7 separate regions of the Homo sapiens genome follow, and regions 1, 2, 3, 4, 5 and 7 are each linked to region 6. The links are chromatin loops, found by intact Hi-C in ENCODE. Cell type or tissue: K562. All regions are shown on one strand.

Region 1 (4,000 bases), 360 kb after region 6:
ACGGAAGAGGCATATGCTTTCTCAAAGGCAGAAACACCAATGCAGAGCTACAATTCCTTGAAGAATTGGGAAAATATAAATATAATAGGAATAAAACAATTCCCTAGATTTGATTTTAAAGGAAGAGAAAAGAACAACACTATCCTACTAGTTCTTCACCTTATATCTCTGAATTTAAAAATGTAAGAATACAGGAGAATCTCAGAGTCTAACTCTTATTTAGCCCCAAATCCAACAAGAATGACTCTTGAACTACACAAAAGCATTGTAAGTCTTCAAATGGAAGAATGTACAAGCTACCATCCTTGCTTACAAAGACACCATTTCTGAGGGAGAATAAAGTGAAGGAATAACTACAGATGAAAGTTCTATTATAAAAAATAGAATACTTTGTCTAATGAAGAACATTTACCTGTTTCTATCTCTTTCTAAAATTAATCACTGCCAGTCATAGAGTCAGTCACACCATAATACCAATTTCAGTTTCAGACATTGAGGCAATTTTCCTGCTTTTCTATTTCCTGGTGTGTAGTAGATACACAATCTTCTTTGTTTTCTTCCCCTTCAATCCCATGTGAGAGTTGATCCAAGTCACTGTATATACTGGGCTGCATTCATCCAATTACAGGCCTTTATATTCCTCGAAAGAGATGTGAAACAAGAGTTTTGTCCTAATTTCCAGTGCCTACCTAATATGGAAGGAGTGTATACAAAAGAAAGCCTTTTTGAGCATGGAAGAGAATAGCATTGATTATATATTTCGAGGTCAAGATCATCTAAGTAAATTTTAAAAGGCAGCAGCTCTCAGACCCAGGGAAGGGCTAAGTGAGAGACCCATGGGGCTCCACATTCTCTCCACGGCCGCTACAGGAGAGCCCATCGACCCTCCTGCCTCCAGACTGGCATAGAAAGCTGCCTGGAGATTGTGCAGAGGCATTGCTCAAACTCACGTGGTGGAGCCCACGGGCTTCTGAGTACTGGGTAGCTGCAGCACAGCGCCATTGTAGGAGCCCATTCCCCAAGGCTCAGTATGTGTACTAGGGCTGCTATTGCCCCTGCTGGCTGCTGGGCCAGGGAGTGAGAAGAGATGCTGGGCACTCTCACATGCACCAAGGACAAATACTCCTGCCACTGCTGTGAACCCACACAATCAACACCTGCCTGCCTTCCACAAAGCTGCTTGCCTGGCTGTTCTGTAGAAAGGGGCCTGCCTTTCCTGGTGGCAAGGCTGCAGCAACCACCATTGCCAGGACTGCGTATTCTGCTGGAAATCTGGGACCAGCTGGCCCTTCCCTATCTCAGCCAGCACCTGAATCCAGGAGGCCTGAGGACGAGTTCACTGGCCTGATTACATCCCCCCACTCCAGGACTCAAGCTGTCCAGGGGCCAAGGGATGATATTGTCAATCTAATCTTGAGTGGAGGAGGAGATCCCACCATCAGAATTAAGAAGAGAGTGTGGCATGTGTTCATGCCGCGGTGCAGGAGCTGGGCACCTCATCCTATGTGAGACTGATCCAGGAAGGGTGTGCCATGGGGTGCATCTTCTGTCTTGGGCAGGGAACCTCAGGGCCTGGGGAAGCTTTGCAATCTGAACGGCAGACTGCTTGGGACAGGACTGGCTGTCGCGGCCTGCTGCCAGTGGCCAAATGCTAGTGGGAGAACTGCTGGATTAGGCTGTGAGAGCTGGATGGGTGCTACCACCCACTAGTGAGCTGTGGAATCCCAGCTGTCCCTTTCCCCCCAAATCCCCCCTCTCCTCAGCAGGTGCTTTCGCGTGGTAGAGGTGCCTCCACCAGCCTGAAAAATTGTCCCAGTTGCAAGACAGCTGCCACCTAACCCCTGTTGGAGCCAGCACTTGTGCCTGTCACAGGGAGCCTGGACACGGGCTTGCCCAACACAGCCCCATCTGGCTTTGCTCCTCCCATCTGCCTAGTGGTAGAACACCGGACAGACAGCCCACCCATTGCCTGAGACATCCGAATACTTCTCCTGGTTTGAACAAAGGCCAAACATAAATCCTATTGCCACCGCCATAGCTGCTTCTCTCCTGTAAGTGCCACCTACAACCCCAGAGGTCAACCTGCAGAGCCCATTACAACATCTGCTGGCACAATTACAAGTGCTCAGCCAGCTTTTACCCCCAAGCACCACCTACTGGCCTAGAGGTTGAACTGCATGACCCAATACAATAAGTGCTGACAGAAGTGCATGGCACTGGGGAACGAAGTAAGCCTACAAAGACCTCTGCCTCGTTGTCTCTGCAGGAGGCAGTGAGCCTGCTCACATGCCCAGTACACCACTACTACAACCAGAATCTTGGAAAACCACCACACTAAGGCTATCTATAACTAAGGAATTCAAACAGATCCTTGGCCCCATGAAAGCACCCAGAAGCAAAGCCAAATGACCCTACTCAATATACATTACAATCACACTCTCAAGGGGGAAAAAAGTCCCATCCAAATGAAAGTAAATTCAAAAGTAAGAAATGAAAGATTCCACAAATGAGAAAGAACCAGTGTAAGAATTCTGGCAATATGAAAACACAGGGTGTTACAACAACCCCTACAGATCACACTAGCTCTATAGCAATGGATCCTAATCAAATGAATATTCTGAAATGCCAAATACAGAATTTAAAATATGAATTATAAGGATGCTCAATGAGATCCAAAAAAAAGTTGGAAACCAACACAAAGAAACCAGAAAAACAATTCAGGATATGAATAAAAATTTACTAAAGAGATACATATTTTTTAATAACAGAACTTCTAAAAGTGAAAAATTTATTGAAGGAATTACAAGATATAGTTGAAAGTTTAACAAAAGACCAGATCAAGCAGAATAAAAAACTTCGGAGCTTGAAAACAGGTCTCTCAAATTAACCCAGTCAAACAAAAATGAAAAAGAATTTTAAACAATAAAAAAAACCTTCAAGAAATATGAGGTTATGCAAAGCATACAAACCTATGAGTCACAAGTATTCCTGAGGGAAAAGAGAAAAACCTGAAAAACCTATTTGAGGAAATAATTGAAAACTTTTTTGGTTTTGCTAGAGATTTAGATATCCAGATACAAGAAACTCGGAGAGCTCCTGGGAGATACATTAGTTCTTTGAATAGATAAACAAAATCAATAGACTGCTAGCTAGATTAGCCAAGAAAAAAAGAGAAAATATTTAAATAAGCACAATCAGAAATGATAAAGGAAACATTACAACTCATACCAAGAAATACAAAAGATCATCAGAGACTACTATGAGTATCTCAATGCACACAAACTAGAAAACCTAGAGGAAATAGATAAATTCCTGGAAACATAAAACCTCTCAAGACTGAACCAAAAAGAAATATTAATAGATATCCTGAAATAATCAATAATGAGTAGTGAGATTGAATTGATAATAAAAAATATCCCAATGAAAAGAAGCCTAAAACAGACAGATTCACAGTTAAATTCTACCAGATGTACAAAGACTAACAGGTGCCATTCCTACTAAAACTCTTTCAAAAAATCAAGGAGGAAGGAATCCTCCTTAACTCATACTATAAAGCCAGTATCACCCTGATACCAAAACCAGGCAAGGACACACACAAAAAAAGAAAATTACAGGCCAATATGCCTGATGAACATAGATGTAAAAGTTCTCAACAAAATACTAGCAAATCTAACCCAACAGCAAATTAAAAAGATAATATGCCATGATCAAACGAGTTTTATTCCAGGGATACAAGTATGGTTCAACATATGCAAATCAAAAATGTGATTCACCACATAAACAGAATTAAAAACAAAAACCATTTGATCATCTTAATAGATTAAGAAAAGTATTTGGTAAAATTTTTCATTTCTTTATGATTAAAACTCAACAAACTAGGCATAGAAGGACCATACCTCAACATAATAAACGCCATATATGACAAACCCACAGCCAACATAATACCAAATGGGGAAGAGTTGAAAGTGTTCTCCATGAAAACTGAAAGAAGATGAGGATG
Region 2 (4,000 bases), 520 kb after region 6:
TTCCCTCATGGAAAATAGGTACTCCAGAATGATATACACAGACTTCTTCTAGACTTTCTAGACCCCAATATGTCTTTGAACACCCTCTATTCTTACATGAGGTCCCAGTCTTAATTTCATCATTGTCTTCTTCTTTCTTCTTCATTCCCTGATGACAGTTTATCAAGAGCTTGTTTTAGAGAGGCAGATATTTTTAATTCCAAATTTGTCATTGGTTCATCTGGGCTTGGCATTTTTATTGCTTCTACTGGCTTAGGGGCTTGAATTATGTGTTCCTGAAATTTGGGTTTCAATTCAGATAGTTCCTTCTTCTCAGTAGTCTTGACTTCAGGTTTGACTGGCTCAGGTGGCTTCTCACTATTATGTCTACCTTTGGTACAGCCTACAATGCTTAAGAAATCAGAAAAATCCGTTGTTTTTCTCTTACAGCAAGACCAACCCTTTAATGCATCATAAAAGACTGGAACACCTGGGTGGTATGTGCAAGCATCATCGGAATCGGTCTCAGGATCGAAGCGCTGACCGCAGCCCCAGTTGTAGCACAGCAAGGCCATTTTCTTTTCCCACCGTCACAGGCAGGGCCCAAACACCGGGAACGGCAAGAGGATGCATTAGCCACTCCCATGTCACTAGCGCCAGTCTGACGACTGAGAAGGCTGCCAGCTTCCAGACTACACTTTTTTTTTTTAATAGAGATGATGTTTCACCATGTTGGCCAGGCTGGTATTGAACTCCTGACCTCAGGTGTTCTGCCTGCCTCAGCCTCCCAAAGTGCTGGGATTACAGGTGTGAGCCACCATGCCCGGCCAGTTTTTACACTTTTAAAGCATTCAGAAGAAGGAAAAGAAGGAGGACATAAAGGAGGAGGAGGAAAATGAGGTAAAGTTTATGAGGCCTGCAGAGCCTAAAATTCTATTATCTCGTCCTTTACGGAAACAGTTTATCGATCTAATGATGATAAAAGGCTGGAGAGCGGATATAGGTAATTGGTGTAGGATAGTGAAGGTGCTAACTCAAAGCAAATTGGTTTTGATGGTCTTTATTAACAAGTATAAAGAAAAAATATTCACTAGGTCAATAATTGCATACCAAGTGCCGGACAAAGTGTTTTCTCCAATAACAAAATCTCCTCCAGAAAAATAGCTGTAATTGGAGTTACCAACAGGTTAAGTTTACAGTGATCCAATTTTATTCTCCAAGCTCTGGCTGTCTTCTGAACAGGCTGAAGATACAAATTAAGAGGGGACATGGTATGAATCATCGTCCCTGCATCTGCCAAGTCCTCAAAGGCTCTGATTTCTCTAATCAAGTCAATGCTGTCATAAAACAATTCAGTGAATATAAGTTAGGTGACCAACTCATCCCCGTTTACCTGGGACTTACTCAGTTTTAGCATCTGAAGAACCCCCTCAGTTGTAGACAAACGAGGGTCGTTGCTCACCCTAATATACAGAGTATAAAGGAGTGACTTAGCTGCTTCCAGAGGAGCTGGAGAACTTCAGGGAAAAAATTATAAGCTCAGGATTTTAAATTCCCCACCTAAAGAGAAAGGACCTGAAGCTGTCTATGACTGCTCAAAATGAAAGTTTTGCCTTATACTGGCATTGGATTACAGGTGGCTGCAGATGATAAGTAACTGCTTTGCCATTGCATGCTATAAGCAAGTGTCCTCCTTACCAATGCAAACACAGTTATTACTGCCTATAAATTTAATCTCATCCAAGAACCCATTCCAGATAATCCAGAACCAATTCACAATAACCATCCTTAAGATTTTGTTCTCATGGAACCATTACAAACCTCAACTCCTAGAACCATCAGGGTTCAATTAGAGAATCAGAACCTCCATGAGTGATATAAAGTGGGGAATTTATTAAGGAATTAGACGTTACACAATTCTAAGAGTTGGTGGTGCCGCAGGATACATTCAAAAGCAGAAAACAAAATTGTACCGCTTTAAGAGTAAACTCATTCATTCCAGCTTAAACACAACAATTTAGTTGGTCACGTTCTGCCTTTCTCCCAGAGATGGCATAGAAGTTCCTGAAGAAGGGTCATGGCAAGGAGCAGTGGTGGGAAATGTGGGGTTGGGGGTAAAGGGGAGATAGCCGATCGTCCCTTCATATCCTGGGACCTACACTCTGCTGCCATCTAGTGAGACTATGATCGCACTCAGTGCTCAGAAGACGGTCCACACAAGCATTCACTGAGTTCCTTCCCTTCCCACACATCTCTGGTCTTACGGTCCACACCTTTTTCCTCTATGTGTCTCTCATCAAGAATATGAGACTTTCGCAGGTCCACCAGGACTCTCTGTCTCTCTCTCTCCTAAAAGCTGTGCCCTTCTCAAGGACATGGGAAAAACTGGCAGCTCTTCCATGCCACCCCTCAGGGCAATCAAAATTCCAACAGACCATTTTCCCTTTGACGCTGTATTTTATGGTCCTTCTTTCTTAGCGGCATAGGATCCTCATGATATCATGAAACACCTCCTTGTGTGGTTTCAGGCAGAAATTGATTACAGGACAGATGCTCATACTTCCTGGGATTCTATCCCCCTCATTCAGAGAGCACACAGGGCTCCTCCTCAGAGACTTTCACACATGTTCAGCTCTATCTCTACCTCACCAACCCCTCTCCCTTTTCCAGACCACACAAGGTTTATGGTTTGTGTTTTGTCTTCTTTTTTGTTTGTTTTTGCTAGATTCATGTTTCACAACTTTGGTGGAATATTCTAGCTCTTCTGTACAGATGGAAAAGACTGTATCATGTTACTAACGTGTATGAGCAGGCAAGGCTGGAGCATTCTCTGCAGACATGGTCACGGTGTTGAGGTAGCTGCTAGAGCTCTGCTGACAGACTGGTGTCATATCCTTTGACATTGTGCATGTCAGTCAAGAAGCAAGCTGCCCCAATCTAGGGCTTCTGAGACAAAGTAAATAGTGAAACCAAGACATGAGAGTGCTACTGATAAAAACAAGATTTTATAATACAAAATTGAAAGTTTATACTTTCCACTCCAAGCTTGCCAACACTAGTTGAGAAATCAAAAAATTAACAAATCCTGGCAGGGCCCAATGGCTCACACCTGTAATCCCAGCACTTTGGGAGGCCAAGGCATGAGGATCACACTGTCAATAAAATTTGCTGCAGTAAGGACTGAATCACCAGGCCTACAGTCCTGACACATCCATTGTAATGTTTTCAAGCCCAGCAGAGAAGTCCTCGTTTCTCCTGCTGTATGCGTTTAGCAGGCCAAGTTGCTTCTTGCTAGAAATGTGTGAAAAGAAAAAAGTCTCACTTTATAATAAACTAAGCTCCCTCTTCTTATACAACTGACATATCTTATTATGGGTATTTGATATCCAAACAATGGGAAAAATTAGATGGTCAAATTTTGTTAGAGAAAGAAATAAGCTAAAAACACAACTGAAACATTTCAATTTAACTAGCATAGAAAACTCTACTGCCTTAAAGTTTATTTATCAAATATATCTATCTTAAACCTCCTATGGGAATTACTTCTCAGGTTAAACACAATGCAAATTTCTAACACAAACACAGAAGAAATCCCCATGAAGAAAGATTTCAGCAGAAACAAGCAGACATTGGTACTGTTACTTAACTTGGAGAAAGGACAAGCTGCCAGGTTTAGAGCTAAATAATGTTTGAGGCATCCGATGTTTAAACCTAATATCAACTTTCTTCTTTGTCTGCCAGAGTCAACTATTCCCTTCACTCCCAAAAACTCTTCAGGCCAGTCAAACTCAACATACATGCCTCAGCAACATCCTTCAGGGGGAGATCAAACGAAACAAAACCAAATACTAAACTTTATTATTTTCAGAGAAAAAGCATCCAGGAAGCTTCTCCACCTAGTTCTTTCAGTTTTTGTTGTTAGATCTTGTTGTAGGAGGTGGAAAATGCAATCTCACCTTTGGGATCTAGGTTTCCTCAAGTGCAGAGCAATGTATTTTGTATTCTGATTTTTGAAGTCCTG
Region 3 (4,000 bases), 79 kb after region 6:
GACCATTTGCAAATTCTTTGTGAAGCCATTTTAATATTTATGTAATAGGTTATCTAAATAATACACTGTAGCTTACTTAACCATATGGTCAATTTTGTGGTCAAATTTGCCACATTGATGAAAATATTACTGTATCATTACCCAAGTACTGAAAGGCAGAGGTTTGAAAAAACTGTTTATATATATATATATTTTACCATAAGGAGAATTTATGGAATAAGTAATGTGTAATATTTAATGTTCTTTAAAGATACATGTAGACAGACTGTTTGCGAAAATAATTAGATTTAAAATTTCATCAACCGTGTGTGAAAAAATTTGCTTTATACTAATTGGCACTGTGTACTATCTTAAAAAAATAAACAGAATACTTTAATTAATGAATTAATTATGTTTTTTTGAGATGGAGTCTCGCTCTGTCAACAGGCTGGAGTGCAGTGGCATGATCTCGGCTCACTGCAACCTCCACCTCCCAGATTCAAGCGATTCTCCTGCCTCAGCCTCCCAAGTAGCTGGGACTACAGGTGCACACCACCACACCCAGCTAATTTTTGTATTAGTAGAGATGGGGTTTCACCATGTTGACCAGGATGGTCTTGATCTCTTGACCTCATGATCCACTCGCCTCGGCCTCCCAAAATGCTGGGATTACAGGCATGAACCACCGCGTCTGGCCTACTTTGATGTTTTGATAGGAAAATATTCTATTTCCTGGCTATTTCAGCTTCTATTCTTCCTTATTTCTTTTTAGACTAGAGTTATATACTAATTGAAACTTGTTTTTACAACAAGATTATTTGACCATTTATTGTGCCTACAATTGCTTTTTTAAATCTAAAACACATGTAATTACTTCAAAAGAGAATGTTTTAAACGTTTAAAGCAAACAAATTTATTACTTATATTTTACTCCTCACACCATACACAAAATTTAAAAAAAATAATCCCCATCCATGCTTATTGCATCTTTCTCTCTCTATTCTAACAGATAATGAAAGAACGGAGTTGGACATTTTATTGCAATTCCTGCTTCCCTGAATTTGCATATTTCTTCCCACCTGAGAAGGATAATTATATATTTTAATTTGGATTATTTCTTCATTTTTATCTTTTTATTTTAATGATTGTTTTGTCAGTAATACCCATGGAGATCAACTTTATTATTATAATCCATGCCTCTGAATATTAGATTGGTTTCTTGGATGGGATTTTGAATATGCATTTAAGAAGTTGGGAAGAATTTCACAGATGATGATTGGAGGAAAAGTGATGAAAAGAAAGACCTGTGTTCCAGGAGTTTTCTCCAACTTCAAACCTTTACGTGAATCTTAACCAAAGTGGACATCTTTACATTTCATGATAGCTTGCTTTTGCAATATGAGTTTGAAAAATCAGTATAAGCTTATGATGGTGAAAAGTCAACATATTGAGAGTGATAATTCAATTAATAGGATATGAACTTAACGACATATAAAAGCAAATGAGGGCAGGAGGGAATCGTGACAAAAAATATTTGTGCCCAATTATGATTAATGTTTTAGAGATGTTGTGTCCCTGTGGGCTTAGCATGGAACTAAAAGTTCCTAAGTCTCAATTCTAGTTATGTGTCATTTAGTAACTCAGGAATCTGCTTAATTGTTATTTCTAAGCTTTTGATGACAAAGGAGTGATGCAGCTAAGGGCATCCTTGGAGTGTCATAAAAAACAAATTTGAGGTTGAATGATTAGCTGCGCAGTTAGAGTGATAAAAAAATCCAGGTAGGCCTTCTGATTCACCATGACCAAGTCAGGATTTCTTAATATTTCTTTTCTGGCAGCATATACAAAGGCAAAATTAATAAATAACAGTTGTTGAATAACAAACTTTATTACGTTTTTATAAAATAAAAGAATCTATTTTGTCTGTATTAAAATAAAAAACTTTGTGGACTTCTAAAAGATATACTTGAGTCATCTAATAGTTTTCAACGGATATGCCGTTACCTGCTTTTAAATTCAATCAGCTTTTCTTCTTCTTGTCCTTTTTTTTCTCTTCCTCCCTTTCTTCTGTCCCCTCATTTGCTTAATTCACCACATATTTACTGAGTGTCTCCTCTTTAGGTACCATGCTAAAGGCCATGCTGTCACCTATAGGACATCTTGGGAAGCGATGAAAATATGGTATCAGAAGTTTTGCTGTAGGATCATATGCTGTGACTACATATCGTTTCTGCCAACTATAATGACTCAATAGTAGAGTCCTTCTTAAATAGCAGAAGCAGTTGTGAATTAGCTATAAACTATAACTATTTTCTTCCAAATCTATATTTAAAATGGTCTTAACTAGCACAAAGCTGATGCTGTACACAATCCCTTTACTTAGGTTTAAATTCAGTGAATTTTATTGAGTACATAGTATTTGCCAACATCAGAAGAATGTCCATTCTTCTGTTACTTCTATCTGTTCCTCATTCACCTGTGTGACTAGCTGTCATCTATTCACTATTTTATTTTTACAAAAGATGGTACAGTTTATAAAGGGCTTAACCGATTTTTCATACCTAACATAAGTAAGAATTCAAATTCAGGTTCAAGTTTTTAAAATTCCAGGTGTACTGTTCCTTCTTACAGCACAATGGGATGAAAGATTTGCTGCAGTGATATTCTGTTTACAAGACAAAGTGATGTGGTAACAGAAGCATGAGTTTGGAATCAAACTTGGATTTAAATCTGGCTGTGCCACTCACAAGCTCTGTGACTCTGAGAAAGTTAATTGCATCTCAATAAATTAATCTATAAATTGAAGATAATAGTACTTACCTGTAGGGTAATTGTAATAACGTACATAAAATGAGTGTTACACGATAGATCCTCAGAAAGTATTTACTATGATTGATTCTTTACCCAGACTTATTTCTACCTATTTAATGTGAATCTCAATTTCAACTATAAACCGGCTTCTTGACTCTGTGGGTTTAAATGTCATGAACGGAATCAACCCCAACCATCCTTTGGATGCTATTCTTGTTTTTAAGACCTCACGATAATTTTTGTCCATGCAAAACCTACCCACCTCCCACATGTTCAGATCTCACCTTGTCCTTAGGCCTTGAATACTTTAAGTATTTTTGTTTTTTCCTTACCTCTGTCTGCAACTTTGAAGTTACATAGTACTCATTTTGACTATTGTATTGTACTATTCCTTGAATATTTTCATTGTATATGTCTCTTCCCATGTGACAAAACTGTAATTCATGGTGGAGAGGACTCGTTTCTTAATTTTTTTCCACAGGTCTCTTGGCACTAGTGTAGTGTTTGACACCTAGAAAGATGTTACTAATTAAGTAAATTATCAGCGAAGGTAACATTTATGTACAAGATTAACATAAGTGAACATGATAGCTTTTTGTTTTTATGTTGTTGTTCATGTTAGTGGTTGTTGTCATTTCACGTTAAACTTTCCTTGTTTAAAAATGTCTACATCCAGGGAGAATAATCACAAGAAGTGCTTTTTGTTTGTTTATTTGTTTGTTTTTAAGACAGAGTCTCACTCTGTTGCCCAGGCTGGAGTGCAATGGTGCGATCTCGGGTCACTGCAACTTTGGCCTCCCCAGTTCAAGCAATTCTCCTGCTTCAGCGTCCTGAGTAGCTGGGATTACAGGCACCCACCACCACTCCCAGCTAATTTTTGTACTTTTAGTAGAGACGGAGTTTCACCATGTTGGCCAGGCTGGTCTTGAACTCCTAACCTTAAGTGATCCACTCGCCTCAACCCCCCAAAGTGCTGGGATTACAGGTGTGAGCCACCATGCTCAGCCCACATGAAGTTTTACATAGCATGTTTATTAAAGGTTTTTTTGTTAAAGTAATAAGTAACAAAATAATTAGAAAAGTTAGAAAAATAATGACTATTTGGCAAAGATACTTCTCATACAATGAGAAATATCTTTGTCCAATTAGTTTAAAATCTGATGTAGAGAAACTGTATATCTATATATACATATCAGTATATATATATATG
Region 4 (4,000 bases), 150 kb after region 6:
TACCACCTTGATCTGGAGTTGTAGTTATGGCTGAATACCAAAGAAAAGGGGAAAGGAGAAAAACAGGAAGACCAAGATGGACATCAGTGTGTGTTGCTCAAGTTCATACTCAGTAGAATTGGCCTGGGTTGCCCAGCAGGGATGTAGGAGAAGTCCTTCTTGATAAGACCACAGTTCCCCTCACATGAGGATGCTGGGCAACAAGGCTCAAATGGACAATTCCCAGAGCCAGCAAAGGACTGGGATGCATAGGAGACACTAAATACACACTATTAAGGTAAAAAATATCCATAGAGACCTTCTTTCCAATTACCCACTCCCCAACCCTCACTTTTTTTTTTAAATCAGTGAGGACCACATGTTCAAATACATTAAGTGATATGTTCAAATAGATTAAGTAGTATAGCTCCTTGGCAGAAAGGTTGGGACTAGAAACAAGGAAATGCAGCCTTTTTCTTTGAAGAACTGATGATATTTTAGGGAGATACAAATCAAACAAAAACATGTTGAAGTCAATAACAGCACAGCATCTCAATAAATGCAAAACAAACAAACAAACTTATTTCACAATTTAAGTTCTAGGTGCTGAAGGGTTGACTGAGTAAAGGTGGAAACCAGGAAACATTCCTGGAGCAGGTGAGCTTTTAACCAGGTTTTTGTGAAGTGATGGACCTTGGCTGGAGGCAAAGAGGACTGGAAGAAATGAGCTCCTGAAGGGGAGACATGTCTTATGATACTATGATATATGCCAGTTTGGTGGGTTGTACCGGCAGGCAGCTTGATAGAATGGAAACAGCAGACACGTGGGAGTCATAAAGAACTGAGGTCAAGTTGCTGACATTCATCAGCTACAGGACCATCAGCTGTGGTTCAATTATTTGATCCCATGTGTTCTCCTCTATTCAACGAGGGTAGAGGTTCTCATCACTTAGTGGTTATTGTAGTTACAGAGTCATTTGGTGACAGCAGGGATTGATATCCTTAGAACTCCTCTTTTTTACTATTCATTGAATGAATTCACAAATGAATAAATGAGTGAATGGATTGCCGGTTAGATTTTCTTCAAGCTAAAGAACACTTCAACCCCTTCAAGCAATGGAAATGTGACACCAGTGCATTCTAGCATAATCAGATAAAACATACCTCACTGTCCCTAACCTCCTCTTATGTAGCTTGCCTGGGAGGACAAAGGAAAGGGGAACGGGGTCTCAAGATCGCTGAGTGGTGGGCTGTTTGATAATACAAATATAAAAAGGAAGAGGCATTCCACAGACCTCAGGCACTTATCCCTAAGCTTCTGAGAAACACCGTTCCTCATCGGATCCATGGGTGGAGGCACATCTAACTTACTTTTACATCCTATACAAGGAGTGCCTAGAGTTTTACTCCTACTCAAACTACAGGGAAAGAAATCCAGCGTCCGCATTTAGAGTATCAAGCCATATTGTGGGATATTTTCTGAGGTTTGGGTCTGAAACACCTAAATGTTGTGCTTGTTTGTACTCTGCTATGTCAAGGAGAGTCTGAAAAGCTCCAGTCCTGGAGGAACACTAACGCCTAGTCAAAAAATTAGAAAAGAGCTGTTGCAGTGTAAAATATCATAAAATCTTAGGGTTGGATGGGACCTTGCAGCCACCCCTGATAAGGGTTTTCAGACTCTGTGATTTTAAGAACTAGTAGAATTTCAAAAAGCAAAACAAATAAAAACAAAAATAAGAATTTGACCTAAGAAGGCTGTATTAGCTTCCTAGGGCTGCTGTAACAATTTACCACAAGCTGGGAGGCTGAATGGAAATTTACTGTCTCACAGCTCCAGAGGCTGTAAGTTTGAGATCAAGGAGTCAGCATGGCTGGTCTCTACTGAGGACTGGGAGGGATAATCTGTTCCAATGCTTCTCTTAGCTTCTGGTAGTTTTCTGGCATTCCTAGGCATTTCTTGACCTGTAGATGGCATTATCCCTGTGTGTTCACATCATCTTCCTCTTTGTATACATCTGTCTCTGTGTCCAAATTTCCCCCCTTTGATAAGGACACCAGTCTTGAATTAAGGCCCACCCTAATGTCCTCCTCGAAACTTGATCATTTGCAAAACCACTATTTCCAAATAAGGCCACATTCATAGATACTACGGATTAGGACTTCAATATCTGTTGTGGGGACACAAGTTAACTCTTAACAGTAGCCAACTAGTAATTTAATTAAGTAAGGACATTTGAAAAAAAGAGAAAATACATGCATCCTACTATCTTCATCATTTTGAAGAAAAGAGATTTTAACTCCTAAAATTTTAGGAATGTTATCATTTCACTGCAAAGGGCAGTCTTTCCCAGAAAGAGTAGCTGGAATCTTACACCAGACAACATGCACATATGCACTGCAGCACTCTTCTTCCTAATCTTACTCCAGGTTGTCAGAGACATTGCCACCAACCACTAGGGATCTGTGAAAAAGTTTTATTTGGTTCTCCTGGTCTAGTACAACTGTTTGTCCACTGCTTAAACCTCTTTTGCAACCACCTTAGCCTGAGCTTTGAAACTATAGTTCTTACATGTGATAACAGACACAATCAAAACAAGAGCTTATGCTGTTACCTTAACATCACACTTCTGTACCTAAAATTATGTCAGACCAAATTCCTTTCCTGTTCTCTGAAATTTCTTCAGCAAGTATGCTATGGGTTGTTTCTGTGAAACAGAAACTTGTTTTTGTGAAATCTCACATCAGGGACTGAGCCAGGCATTCTAAAGCATCTTTATTTATTTTTATTTTTTGCAGCATCTGGAGTCTGAATTTCAGCTCTGTGTCTGTTCACTTGGTTTACAAAGTGATGCTGATTTAATCAGCTCTTACACTGGATTTTATGTAAATGATTTTGTAGTTGTATACCATGAAAAGTAACCACTATTCAAAGGCAATGAGTAATCATAGGCAGCCACTTAAATTTTGGGACTACTTTTCTTTTATTTGTAGCCAAAGACAAGTTTCCTCAAGCTGGCAGAATACTAACCACATGAAGCTTGGATTGTTTGAGTTGCTATTCATGACCAGCAACTGACTTTGCCTTATAAATGTCCAGAGATCCTGATACACAAAGAGTGTGGACTATCACTTGTCAAATATTTTGAGAAAATAAGAAAAGAATGAGTAAAAATTGTGGCTTAAATATTATTTGTAATTTCTCCTATTTGTCATTTCTTTTGTTAAATGCTATGCTCTTGCTCCTGGTGCTGGGGGGAACTCAGTATTGAGATGTCAATAATCAATTGAAATCAATAATCAATTGAGAGTCATTTGGTGACAGCAGGGATTGATATCCTTAGAACTCCATTATATTTGAATCATCAAACAGCCCACCACTCAGTGAGATGTCAAGAGAAAACCTTTGAGAGAAAACTAAGGGAATGCTAAGAAAGTCATGCTGTAGGTGAAGAGATTGGATTTTGGTGTCAGATATAGGTGGTTTAACCCCCCAACTTTGCCATTCAGCTTTGTGTGATTTCAGGCACAATACTTAAACTCCCTGGGTATTAGTTTTATCTCCTATACAATGGAATTAACGTCTACTCCTTAAGACTGTTATAAGGATTCACATACCTCTACTGGAGATAGGGTGGGATGAGTGGGGAGAGGACTTTCAAGAAGCAAACAGTAAACTAAATATACTTTTGCCTAAAGGTGAGGCTTGATCAAATTCCACAGGAATTGTTATCCATAATAGCACTTCATTAAAAATATTCTAATTTTCTTCCAGGAGTTCAATAATTATGTAACATACTTTTTGGGAAAAAAAATGAGTTTGCCTCCAGCAAGAGTAGAAGAAAACCAAATACGCTTCATACCAGACAACCAAAGTGTTCTGAAATATAATAAACTATCCAAGGTCATGTAGAAAACTAGGCATTCAATGTAGTTTTCTGGCAGACTTGCAGGCTCAAAATGCTATTTGGTAAACAGAGTTAAAATGATGATTGTCACAAAACTTCATAAGAAAACAAATTTA
Region 5 (4,000 bases), 180 kb after region 6:
AGCATGGCAACCTACTGGAACTTAAGTAGAAATAAATTCAATTCTCTCCGGTCCTGAAGGGTGGGGAAGCTCAGGTCTGCCATTCTGCCTAGGGGCTGAGGAAGTGTGAGTACATGCAGTTCTGCACTGAGCTCTGCTTGCTGCAGTTTGGCCCCAGCTCCACTTCCTTGGTCTGACCTGCAACCTTCTTCCCCAAATTCCATTGAAGAAAAACAAATACTTAAAGAGACACAAAGTTTTGTTTGTTTGTTTGTTTGTATGTTTGTTTTTTGGTATTTGTAACATCAGGTCTAAAACAAGTACTATTATTAGTAATAATGCTATATTTCTTTATGAAACATAAAAATCTGGAAGCTAGATGTTTTCAAAACAGAAAGGTTAAAATTTTAAGAAGAGACCAAACAAGAGACCACTTTCATTACGTATCTTCCCTCCCAGGTCCTGACATATATAATAATACATAGTATTTTAAAAGCACCAAAACCCCCTCCTGGCCAACATGGTGAAACCCTGTCTCTGCTAAAGATACAAAAAATTAGCCAGGCATGCTGGTGCGTGCCTGTAATCCCAGCTACTCAGGAGGCTGAAGCAGGAGAATCTCTTGAACTCGGGAGGCAGAGGTTGCAGTGAGCCGAGATAGTGCCATTGCACTCCAGCCTGGGTGACAGGGCAAGACTCTGTCTCAAAAAAAAAAAAAAAGCACCTCACATATCGCCACTAAAGAACTTACTCATGTAACCAAACACCACCTGTTCCCCCAAAAAACCTATGAAAATTAAAATAAAATAAACAAAACAAATCTCTCTAAATTTTATACAATTTAGTCTAGAAAATACGTTGTAAGAATGTCAGAGTACACAGACACATATCTGATCAAAATGTCTCCAAAAAACCTGCAGAAAGGGAAATGTAGTCTATTATATGACTCACCGTGCCCATGAAATAAAAATAAACCATGGTTTCTAAGAAATACAACCATTTCTGGCAGTGGGTGCTAGAAAATAGATTTGCAAAGAAAAGACACAATAATCAAAGCTCATTATGTTCCATCAATGGACCATACCTATTCAGACCAAACTATACCTGGTAAACCTAAAGAAAGAAGGCACATAGCAGAATAATTTGTGGAATATTAGCTTATTTATTCTTCCTATATTTTCCTACCTCACAACTGGAATTTTAGAACTGCTCTGCCTCTAGGATTTTTACAGGGTGGAAAACCAAAAGACACTTAAAAGAGATTTTTTTTTTGTCATATTAGAACTTCTTGAAAAGACTATGCTACTATTATCCTGAGGATGCAGGATAGAGAGAATACTTTCAGAAGCTTGGAAAGAGGGAGCTATGCCTCCTGAACCAAAAAGAGGGTCAAAGTCAAGGGCCCAGGCATTTCTCAGTAGCAAAATACCACCCCAGGGAGGTGTTATGTGTTAGTGGAAAGGATCACACAGTCTGGAACAGAGAGATTCTTAATGGTACCCAGTGGACAAAGGACCAATGACTACATCTCAGATGATGTGGCACTCCCTATAACTAACTTTAGGAATTCAGCACAACTCTATGGTGTGGCAAGTCCCAGTAGTGACTTCAACTGAATTCTCTACCACTCTAGCAAAATAGACTATGAGAACAATTTTTGTTAATTTTATAAAAAATGAGCTATTTCATATACATTGGAGTTTGTGGTCTAGATGTCATATATGCTACACAAACCTTGGCGTCAAATAGAATGAGGTCTGACTTAACTTTTGGTCATCTTACTTAATTTCTCCAAGTCTTACTTCTGTCATCTGTAAATGGAGACCAAAGGTAGAATTTTATTCATTTGTTATTATAAGTTGCGAGCAATAGCTGTATGCTCAGTGCTTAGTCCAGTACCTGGAACATAGTCAGTGTTCAGTAATGGTCATTATTTTTATTCAGTTTGAAAAATGTCTCACTCTAGTAAGAAGTCAAGCAAAATTTTGACACAAAGCTTATACGTAACTATTACAGAGGGAAACACCATCAGTTATGCACAACTGTTTACAAGATTTAAAAATGTAGACTATTAATAGTTCTTCAAGAGAAATGCCCCTAACCATTTCAGGAAGGACAATATGAACATACAAACCAAGAAAAACACCGACCATCTCCCACAACTTTCTCAGCAGAGGCCCGTGCCCATTCAGATCAACGTGTCCAATAAACCTCAAACTCATGGGAAAGAAAAATTTTAAAAGCAATTCAAAGCTTTAATATGTCAATGGCTTTTAAAAAGTCAACTGTCACACTTCTTCTCCTTTTCTTCCCTCCCTTCCCTCAACACAATCGTGTTTGAGGCCAAAGCTATTTATAATTCTTGGAGTGACTGACGTTAAAAGACTTTTGACAAGCAGTCTAGTGACCTTGATGAAAGTATCTTAATCTGACAGATAGACTTCTCAAATGGAATGTGGGAGGGGAGAGCATACTTTAACTTTTGGTAAGCTAAAATAGCACCTTGAAAATTGAATGACCCTAGATATGGATTTAGTAGTTGTACCCATTTCAGGTTATAAAAGCCCTAAGATTAAAAAAAAATTGCAAGTCCAGCTCAGGATAGAGGAAGGTTGATATTTCTGCATCTAATGTATGCCTCTAGCTCATTAGGTAATAAGGTTTGCATTCACATTAAAATTCTTAGTGTGACTTCAGGCTCTCCTCATTTTTGCTTTCCTCTACCCTTCTCAAATGATTTGGGACTAATCATTGGTTTCAGTTCTCTCACCAAGGGGCCCATGGTGAAAAAATCATGACTTAACAATTCAACAAGCATTTCTTGAGCATTTGTTATGAACTCAATACCAGGAATACCGACATGGACATAGTCTCTGCTGTCAGCCCTATCTCAAAACTCTGGCAGAGGCTTCTCCAGTTATATAGTTTGGATATTTGTCCCTGCTCAAATCTGATGTTGAATTGTAATCTCCAGTGTTGGAGATGGGGCCTGATGTGAGGTATTTGGTTCATCCAGGCAGATCCATCATGGCTTGGTGGTGTCCTCATGATGGTGAGCAAGTTCTCATGAGATCTGGTTGCTGCGAAGTGTGGCACCTACCCACCCCCTACTGTCTCTCTTGCTCTTGCTTTTGTTATGTGAAGTGCCTTCTCCCACTTCATCTTCCACCATGAGTAAAAGCTCCCTGAGGCCTCCCCAAAAGCCAAACAGATGCCAGAACCATGCTTGTGTGACCTGCAGAACCATGGACCAACTGAACCTTTTTTTAAAATAAATTACCCAGTCTCAGGTATTTCTTTAGAGTAATGCAACAATGGCCTAATACAGAAAATTGATATTTAGAAGTGAGGCATTGCTATAAAGATAGATACCCAAAAATGTGGAAGCAGCTTTGGAACTAGGTGACAAGAAGATGTTAGAAGAGTTTCGACATCTCAGAAGAAGACGACAGGAAGATGAGGTAAACTTCGCAAATTTTTAGAAACCCATTAAATGGTTGTAACCAAAATGCCGATAGTGATATGGACAATAAAATCCAGGCTGAGGAGATTTCAGACTGAAATGAGGAATTATTGGGACCTGGAGCAAAGGTCACCCTTGTTATTCCTTAGCAAAGAATTTGGCTGTATTGTATCCATGCCTTAGGAATCTGTGGAAGTTTGAACTTGAGAGTGACAACCTAAGGTATCTAGATTGAAGGAAGACATTTCTAAGCAGCAAATTGTTCAAGATGTGGTCTGAGTTCTTCTAACAGCCTATGTTCAGATACCAGAGCAAAGAAATGACTTAAAATTGAATTTATATTTAAAAGGAAAGCAGAGCATAAATGTTTAGAAGATTTCTCAGCCTAGCCATGTGGCAGGGAAAGAAAAAGCATTTTTCTGGAGAGGAATCCAAGCAGCCTGCAGAGAAACCACTTGCTAGAGAAATTTGCATAAATAAAAGGGAGCCAAGTGCTAATAGCCGAGACAATAGGAAAACAATTTTGAAAGCATTTCAGAGACTTTTGAGACAGCCCAT
Region 6 (4,000 bases):
AAACTCTGCATGAGTGAAGGAGACCACATGAAGCCTGAGGAAAAAGCAAGCAAAGACCAGATAGAAATCTAGTCCCAGCACTTTGGGAGGTCAAAGTGGGAGGATCATGATGTTAGGAAATCGAGACCATCCTGGCTAACATGGTGAAACCCTGTCTCTACTAAAAATACAAAAAATTAGCCAGGCGTGGTGGTGGGCGCCTGTAGTCCCAGCTACTTGGGAGGCTGAGGCAGGAGAATGGCGAGAATCTGGGAAGCGGCGCTTGCAGTGAGCCAAGATTGCACCACTGCATCCAACCTGGATGACAGAGTGAGACTCCGTCTAAAAAAAAAAAAAAAAAAAAAAAAAAACAAAACACACACAAAAACCATTATTCAAGAATACATCTACTTTGATTACTTTGATGCTTTACTTAAGGGGATGTATTCCTCCCTGTGCTGTGTGTACTTTGGGTGGGAGAAAGCTGAAGCTTCAGAAACTTTAAATGTCAGGGAATAGCCCTAAGCTGGCAGAGTAGCTGCAAATAAGAGGAGAATCCCTAGAATCAAGGAACCCACACAGAAGGTGATCTCCATTGCTAACTGACCAGCAAATTACACAGGCATAGGGAAATCAATCTCTAGGAAGCCAAGCTAAAAGAGCATGGAAAACCATGAGAATGAAGCAGAGATACCAAGAGCAGCATGCCCCATGGGAGGCAATATTGGCAGTTTGAATCCGGACAAGTTAACTGTCAAACAGAGCAAACAAACATAAAATAGATAATACTCAGGGAAAAAAACCCGGTAGACTCCAGAGTCATTACAATATATTACAATGTCCAGTTTTCAATTAAAAAAAACAGGCATGTAAAGAATAGGAAGAAAAGACAGCAGAAAAGGCATTCATAGAAAGGGACTCTTTGATCTAGCAAAGACTTCTAGGCATTGCTTTTATTTTGATACAGTAATTACATTGATTGATGTTTAAATGTTAAGTCTACATTGCACTGTACTTCCATGACAATCATTCTGAGAAGACAAAAGCCATGGGATCAGTGTTTCTCCTGTTATTTGGCACTTAGAATCAGTAATTTTGCACTAAAATATAAACCCCATGAATATAGGCACTGTTATGTATTGCTTTTGTATCCCTAATGACTGAAACAGTGTCTGACATAGATTGGGTGCTCAATGAATGGTTATTGAATGAATGAATGACTAAAATATAAACTAAAATTACTGGTTGGCTCCATGAAGAAAGACTTTCAGATATTTTCCATCCATAGTGAGGCAATCAAAGGCTGATCATGTGACTCATTATTAATCTTATTTTGTATCCATATTTAAGATTTTTAAATAGATGTTTAATAGAAGTAAATAGCAAAATAAATTCATCATCACTAGCTAAATATTGACATACATTATACATTTTAAGCTGTAGGGTACAATTAAGTAATCTGTGAATTTAAAACATGTCCAGGTTAGAATTTCATTGAAAACATAATAGGTGAATATATACTTTAAATTAAAAAAAAATGAATATCTGGTCTTTCAGTTTAATCCTCTACTGGTTTATTGACTGTTAAACAAAGTTGCCAATTTGTAACCTCAAAGGAAAACAAAGTGACCACAATTATGTACTGATAAGTAGATCTCTAGGAAAGAAATCAGAGATTCCCTAAGCAAAGCATCCATTGGCCCTATGGAAATTCTCTTTAAAACAGCATAAAGCATGTTATTAGCCTTTTGGTCACTAGAGGGTGGTGTTGTTTCAGACCAACACAATTCACACTATATCCGTAGTAACTGACCAGAAAGTACCAACCAGAATCCAACTGCCAGCTTCACACTGTTACTCCACAAAACCTCACAGTCACTTGTTTACAAGGTGAATAGCTAAAGGCAGACAATATAGGATGAAGCAAAGTGCTGAAAGAAGAGAAATACCCAAATTATCTGAAATGCAACACATTTTGTTCATTGGCATAGAGGTTAGTGAGAGGCTAACAATTCTTTACTAATACATGCCCCGACGCTTACCATGCTTATCAAGTCCAATTGGCTACAGCAAGCACTTCAGTGGGAGAAGTAAAAGTTTCAAAGAAGTCAAATATTTGTGAATAAAAATGAGAATAGTTTTTGATGTAACTGGAAAAAGATAAGCCTTGCTTCCTTTGCTGTGTGAATGGTGATATGGTCTTAAATTTTAAATATTGAATTACACTAGAATTTTACTAACTATAGATGGTATAAACTTGATAGCCACTTTCATCCAAATGCTTTGGATAAAGCTTTGTCTAAGAATAACCTCAAATATTATTTTATTTTCAAATGATATTAGGCTAGAAAAATACTATCCCAAATACAGGTTTGAGATTAATTCAAAATAATAAGACAAAAGTTTACGGAAGATTTTAGAATCAAACCATTTCACCCTTCCTAGCTGTTGTTCCCATTGTAAACGTGACATTTTAGTCAGTAAAACGCAAAAGTGCAAAACATTTTTAAATGACAGCAAAACACAAAATGAAATTCATGTTGTGATTAATGCATCTTATTAAAATGGAGTTTAAGTTGCATTCTTGCTTTTCCTTCTTTAAAAAACATATAATGTTATAGTGATATTTTTTCAAACTCTCATACAGAATCAAGACAACAGCACATAAAGTATGCAGAGGGACATATCCCATTCTTACCTCTTAACAGTAATTTAAAAGTTAAGAACACCCATACAGAACATCAGCTAAGCTAGGAAAGGCAAAACTGATTGGGCTTGTTCTGAAAGTTGATCTGTGTCAATCAAAATAATGGTCTTTAGAGTGCTATATGATTAAGTCTAATTTCTTAAATATGAGGAAAAATGAACTTTGCAATTATTTTTAAAAATCTTTTCATCTCTTAGACAGTGTAAAAAGGCAAAAAGCAAAAAACACAAGACTTTCCCAAGATTAGGGGAAGATGATCTCACCGTTAATATTCATCTGCTGAGAGCAGTTATGGGACCCATGTCAGGAATACATGCTTCAAATAAGATGGGACTTGAGAATTGCTGAGAGACTTCAGGAACATTCTTTAACTTCATGGGGCCTCAGTTACCCCACCTTTAAGGGAAATAATAATAGCAATAGTACCTTGGAGGATTTCTGTGATAAAATGAGAAAATGCTTGTGAGAAGTACATAAAATATTGGCTTACTGAAAGATGTTACGAGGCAAGCAAGTATGCCTATTTTCATTCAATGTTTATTATTTCAAAGGCAAAGTTTCCATATAGATTAAGGCCTTCATAACATCTGAATACCTTTTCTAGTTCTTATTGTATGAAGATAAGAAGGATGGTTGGAGGCTTTGTAAGGAATACCTTTCTCTTCTGCTCCCCTCTCACTCCCATAGGCTGGGAGCAGTTGATTTCACTACCTCAGATATGCAAATTGATGCCACCTTCCTGTAGCCACTTTTGCCATAGCTGACCTTTTTGTTGGGTGGTGGGGAGGGGAGCGGGCAGGATTAGGCGAGGGGTAGTAGTTGGGATTTCTTGGTCTTGGAATTCAACCATCCGATGTATTTGTTTCCCTGTGTCTATTCCCTTAAGTCTACAGGCACTGTCTAGTAATTTTATAGTTTTCAGCGGCACCCCAGGGGACAGGACACCTTGGCCTTTTTATAATCACTCTAGAGTCACAAAGCAGAAAGGAAAAAAGTTAACGATCAGCTATGCAAAGGCTTGTGTGGATTGCTTAAGGACAGGCGATTTTCACTTTACCAGAGTTACTAAAGGACTTCAGGAGAAGGATCCCGTCCCTGTAGGAGCGTTTGTGGTTGAAGAAGCAGGAGGACGAGCGCTCAGGTGCGCCTCGGCAGTTTGCCTGGGGTCCGCAAGTCCAGTGCTACTTATTAGCTGCTTGCCGTCCACCGACACTTTAGCGGAGAACTGGAGGAGACCCCAGTGGGCTCCCGGTCCGGCCAGGAGCAGGGCGTTTCAGAGGAGACCGTCTGGGGCTTCCCAACCCAGGCGATCAG
Region 7 (4,000 bases), 300 kb after region 6:
ATTATTGAACCACAACAGCTCTGGGGGAATGGGTTAGTTGAACTGGCAAGGAGCAACCCACTCTTGTCATGGGCCTCTGGATTCCTGACAGGAGGGAACCCTTCGACCACCATGGACAATTGAGGTGGCAGGAGGAGCTGCTTAGAGAAGTGGTGGGGCAGCAGGCGAGCTGATGTGAAGCGCAGAGTGGCTGCGGTGTGGTGGTGGGAGTGGCTGTAGTGGAGAAGGGCCAGGGAAGAACATCCCTCTAGGCTCAACTTGCTGCCATAGGAGACTTTAGCCCTAAGGGAACTGACAGATTTGACCTCTGAAGGGCGGTGGAGCACCTCAGATGGGGCTGGTTCAACCTGAGCACTCCTTGGTCTGCTGACCTCTCTAGGGGCCCCAGCCTGGCCATGACTTCTTATAGGGCAGTCTTGGGTTCCCTGAGAATCCACACCATGGCTTCTGTGCCAGCAGACCATCCCTGAGCAGTGAAGAGCTCCAGAGAGGCAGCTTCTAAGGCTGCATACCAACCCACATGCACCCTCCCCATAGTGCAGCTTCCCCTAATCCCATGGCAACTCCCCACATCACTTTACTGATGCATGTCTGCATGGGCAGGTTTTGCTTTACTTGCTCCACCAGCATGTGTGAGTGCAGTACACCTCTCAACCCCACCAGACTGCCACTGCAGAGGGAGCCTTGATGGGAACAGAGCCAGCAAACCCCACCTCAGCCAGTGCCCTGCTCTTGCTCTAACACTGGGAAGAGAACAAGGTATCCTCCCTGAGCCATCACTCCAGCTTGCAGAGCACAGAGAAGGTACCCAGACCTGCACTGGCCAGCACCTTGTCCAAGCCAACTCCACTTCCATGCAACAGCACACACAGTCTTCAGCAGGCCCCCCCGACCTCCGCTTTCCTCCTAAGCTGCCTTGCCTCCCTCACTGTGATTAACATCCACAGGGAGCCAGCCACCACTGCATCCACTAGCACTCTGCTGCAGCTACTGCATCTTGCCACCACCCCCACCCCGAGTGGTGGACTCCAAACCTCAAGGAGCCAGACAACAAAGTCAGGACCCAATACAAGTCCTCCAGAGTTACAGCATGTAGCCCAGGAGTTGGGGGCTGAGCATTGGCCACTTAAAATTTCCCAGAAATGAAGCCAGACAACTGAATCCACCTTATACTACAATCACACCCTCAAGGTCATCAAATAGGATAAAAGAAAAAACATTCAAAGATTAGTAACTATTGCAGGATCTGGCCAGCAGCCCACAATGCAACAGGGCTCTTTCTTTGTTCCCAGGCGGATCGGCAGGTCAAGAAATAATAGACACACACAAGATAGTGAAAGCTGGGTCCAGGGGGGTCACCGCCTTCTAGTCCCGTGATGCCGCCAATGCACTGGATATACCAGCATTTATTATTGAGTTTAGTGAGGGCAGGGGTAGGTTAGTGAGGGATTTAGGGTTGTTTGATTATGAGGTGAGATGGTCACATGAGGATGAAGAAATTCTTTAACATAACATCTGTATGCAGAAGTACAGTATACAGAGATAAGAATTTACAATATAGTGTGTGCATCAGTAATTTCTAACAGAGTCTTAAAATAGAAACACAGTCTTCTCGTAACCTATGACTAGCAAGATATTAATCAGCAGTAACAGTTGCAGCAAAAGCTGGTTACAAACAATCCATAGAAACAGGATGTGAAGCTAGACAACCGGTTAGACCAGAAATTCTCAGAAGGGAGTATGCCTTAACCCTAAAGAGGCCTCGAAGAGCCATGGCAAGATGAGGGCGTTTATAGCCTTATCTTATCCATATGAACAGGCGCCCCTCATGCATCCAATTCTAGGCTCTCCACAAGGGTCACTTTCCATCCCCAGAGCTACAAACATCTGCTTTTCTGGGATAGGAATCTTGGTGATGTGAAACCTCCCTGACTGCAAGTCCGTTCATAGGCTCTCTGCAGGGGGAAGCACATCACATGCTGTTGGCTCATTCTGGCAGTCCAACCTGGCATTGTCTTAACACAATCTTGCATGCGATTTTGTATTTACAATAATCAGGAGCATTTCCTCTTTTATTCCATAGCAATAGTTTCAGGGGGTCTCCCTACAAGTTACCTCAAAGATTGAAGGTAGATAAACCCACAAAGATGAGAAAGAATCAGCAAAAAATTGCTCAAAAAGCCAGAGTGCCTTCTTTCCTCCAAATGACCACATTACCTCTCCAGCAAGTGTTTGGAACTATGCAGAGGCTGAGATGGCTGAAATGACGGAAATAAAATTCAGAATATGGATAGGAATGAAGTTCATTGAGCTCCATGAGTACATTGAAACCCAATGCAAGGAAACTAAAAATCATGATAAAACGTTGCAGGAGTTGACAGACAAAATATCCAGTAAAGAAAAGACAAAATATCCAGTAAAGCTCTGTAACTGACCTGACAGAGCTGAAAAAACACACTACAGGAATATAATAATGTTATCACAAGAATTAATAGCAGAATAGACCAAGCAGAGGAAATAATCTCAGAACTTGAAGACTGGCTTTCTGAAACAAAAGACAGGGAACAAGAATAGAGGAAAAAAGAATGGAAAGGAATGAACAAAATCTCTGAGAAATAACAGGATTATGTACAAAGATTGAATCTATGACCGAATAGACCAAGCAGAGGAAATAATATCAGAGCTTGAAGCCTGGCTTTCTGAAATAAAAGGCAACAATAATAGAGGATAAAAGAATGAAAAGGAATGAACAAAATCTCTGAGAAATAAAGGATTATGTACAAAGATTGAATCTATGACTGATTGGTGTACCTGGAAGAAATGTTGAGAATGGAACCAACTTGGAAAATATATTTCAGGATATCATCCATGAAAACTTCCCCAGCCTAACTAGAGAGGCCAACATTCAAATTCAGGAAATGCCAAGAACCCTGGTCAGATACTTCAAAAGATCATTCTCAAGACACATAATCATCAGATTCTCCAAGGTCTAAATGAAAGAAAAAATTTTAAGGCACCTAGGGAGAATGGTCAGGTCACCTACAAGAGAAGCCCATCAGACTAACAGTGGAACACTTAGCTGAAACCTACAAGCCAGAAGAGACTGGGCACCAGTATTCAACATTCTTAAAGGATGGAAATTCTAAGCCAGAATTTAATGTCTGGCCAAACTAAGCTTCATAAGCAAAGGAGAAATAAAATCCTTTTCAGACAAGCAAATGCTGAGGGAATATGGGAATTTGTTACTTCTAGACCTGCCTTACAAGAGCTCCTGAGGAAGCACTAAATATGGAAAGGAAAAACTGTTACCAGGCATAACAGAAACACACTGAAGTACACAGACCAGTGACACTATAAAGCAACCACACTAAAAAGTCTGCAAAATAACCAGCTAACATCATGATGACAGAATCAAATCCACACATATCAATACTAATCTAAAATATACATGGGCTTAATGACCCAATTAAAAGACACAGAATGGCAGCCTGGGTAAAAAACCAAGACCCACTTGTATGCTGTTGGATTAGTCCATTCTCACACTGGTATAAAGACATATATGAGACTGGGTAATTTATGGAGAAAATAGGCCTAATTTACTCACAGTTCTGCATGTTGTACAGGAGGCATGGCTGGGGAAGCCTTGGAAAACTTACAATCATGGCAGAAGACAAAGGGGAAGTAAGGAACGTCTTCACATGGTGGCAGGAGAGAGAGCAAAGGAAGAAGTGCTACACACTTTTAAACAACCAGATCTCATGAGAACTCACTCATTATCATGAGAACAACAAGAGAACAACCCCCATGATCCCATCACTTCCTACCAGGTCCCTCCTCCAACATTGGAAATTACAATTTGACATGAGATTTGGGTGGGGACACAGAGACAAACCATATCAGCTGTCTTCAAGAGACCCATCTCACATGTAATGACAAATATATGGTAAAAACAAACGGATGGAGAAATAATGTACAAAGCAAATGGAAATCAGAATCAGGA

The links. A loop is a pair of places that touch in the nucleus more often than their neighbours do. Peaks named below come from ENCODE experiments on the same cell type or tissue, not always from the same donor. Only the 100,000 strongest peaks of a DNase experiment are listed, where the experiment ranks them.
Region 1: it touches region 6 in a loop (6-fold over the local background); 93 of 110 quality-filtered maps call a loop at or near these places.
Region 2: a loop joins it to region 6, with 8 times the contacts of the local background. A loop is called at or near these places in 79 of 110 quality-filtered maps.
Region 3: it touches region 6 in a loop (9-fold over the local background); 2 of 110 quality-filtered maps call a loop at or near these places.
Region 4: it touches region 6 in a loop (4-fold over the local background); 2 of 110 quality-filtered maps call a loop at or near these places.
Region 5: a loop joins it to region 6, with 3 times the contacts of the local background. A loop is called at or near these places in 6 of 110 quality-filtered maps.
Region 7: a loop joins it to region 6, with 2.7 times the contacts of the local background. A loop is called at or near these places in 8 of 110 quality-filtered maps.

The regions. Positions count from the first base shown.
Region 1 is chr1:70,683,639-70,687,638 of GRCh38, reverse strand. No RefSeq gene overlaps it. Among named protein-coding and RNA genes, the nearest start is that of LINC01788, 21 kb to the left of the region's middle. RefSeq lists an enhancer at 1,932-1,991 and a silencer at 2,192-2,241. In K562, a CTCF peak has its summit at 2,153 (motif pointing left); a DNase peak (open chromatin) is centred at 2,148.
Region 2 is chr1:70,527,080-70,531,079 of GRCh38, reverse strand. It overlaps the pseudogene CHORDC1P5. Among named protein-coding and RNA genes, the nearest start is that of CTH, 120 kb to the right of the region's middle. RefSeq lists an enhancer at 1,895-2,396. In K562, a CTCF peak has its summit at 2,159 (motif pointing left); a DNase peak (open chromatin) is centred at 2,139.
Region 3 is chr1:70,968,722-70,972,721 of GRCh38, reverse strand. It overlaps PTGER3 (prostaglandin E receptor 3), which reads left to right. Exons shown (of 4, transcript NM_198719.2): 4 at 989-1,940. The coding sequence ends at 992. Among named protein-coding and RNA genes, the nearest start is that of ZRANB2-AS1, 76 kb to the left of the region's middle. In K562, a CTCF peak has its summit at 2,114; no DNase peak of the experiment used is centred here.
Region 4 is chr1:70,894,344-70,898,343 of GRCh38, reverse strand. It overlaps a transcript of PTGER3 not described here. Among named protein-coding and RNA genes, the nearest start is that of ZRANB2-AS1, 150 kb to the left of the region's middle. In K562, a CTCF peak has its summit at 1,944 (motif pointing right); no DNase peak of the experiment used is centred here.
Region 5 is chr1:70,870,350-70,874,349 of GRCh38, reverse strand. It overlaps a transcript of PTGER3 not described here. Among named protein-coding and RNA genes, the nearest start is that of LINC01788, 170 kb to the right of the region's middle. In K562, no CTCF peak of the experiment used is centred here; no DNase peak of the experiment used is centred here.
Region 6 is chr1:71,047,938-71,051,937 of GRCh38, reverse strand. It overlaps ZRANB2-AS1 (ZRANB2 antisense RNA 1), which reads right to left. Exons shown (of 3, transcript NR_038420.1): 2 at 2,950-3,124. Among named protein-coding and RNA genes, the nearest start is that of PTGER3, 2.1 kb to the right of the region's middle. In K562, a CTCF peak has its summit at 1,739 (motif pointing right); a DNase peak (open chromatin) is centred at 1,737; H3K4me3 peaks cover 375 bases.
Region 7 is chr1:70,749,709-70,753,708 of GRCh38, reverse strand. The region is part of intron 5 of LINC01788 (long intergenic non-protein coding RNA 1788); the gene reads right to left. Among named protein-coding and RNA genes, the nearest start is that of LINC01788, 45 kb to the right of the region's middle. In K562, no CTCF peak of the experiment used is centred here; a DNase peak (open chromatin) is centred at 1,858.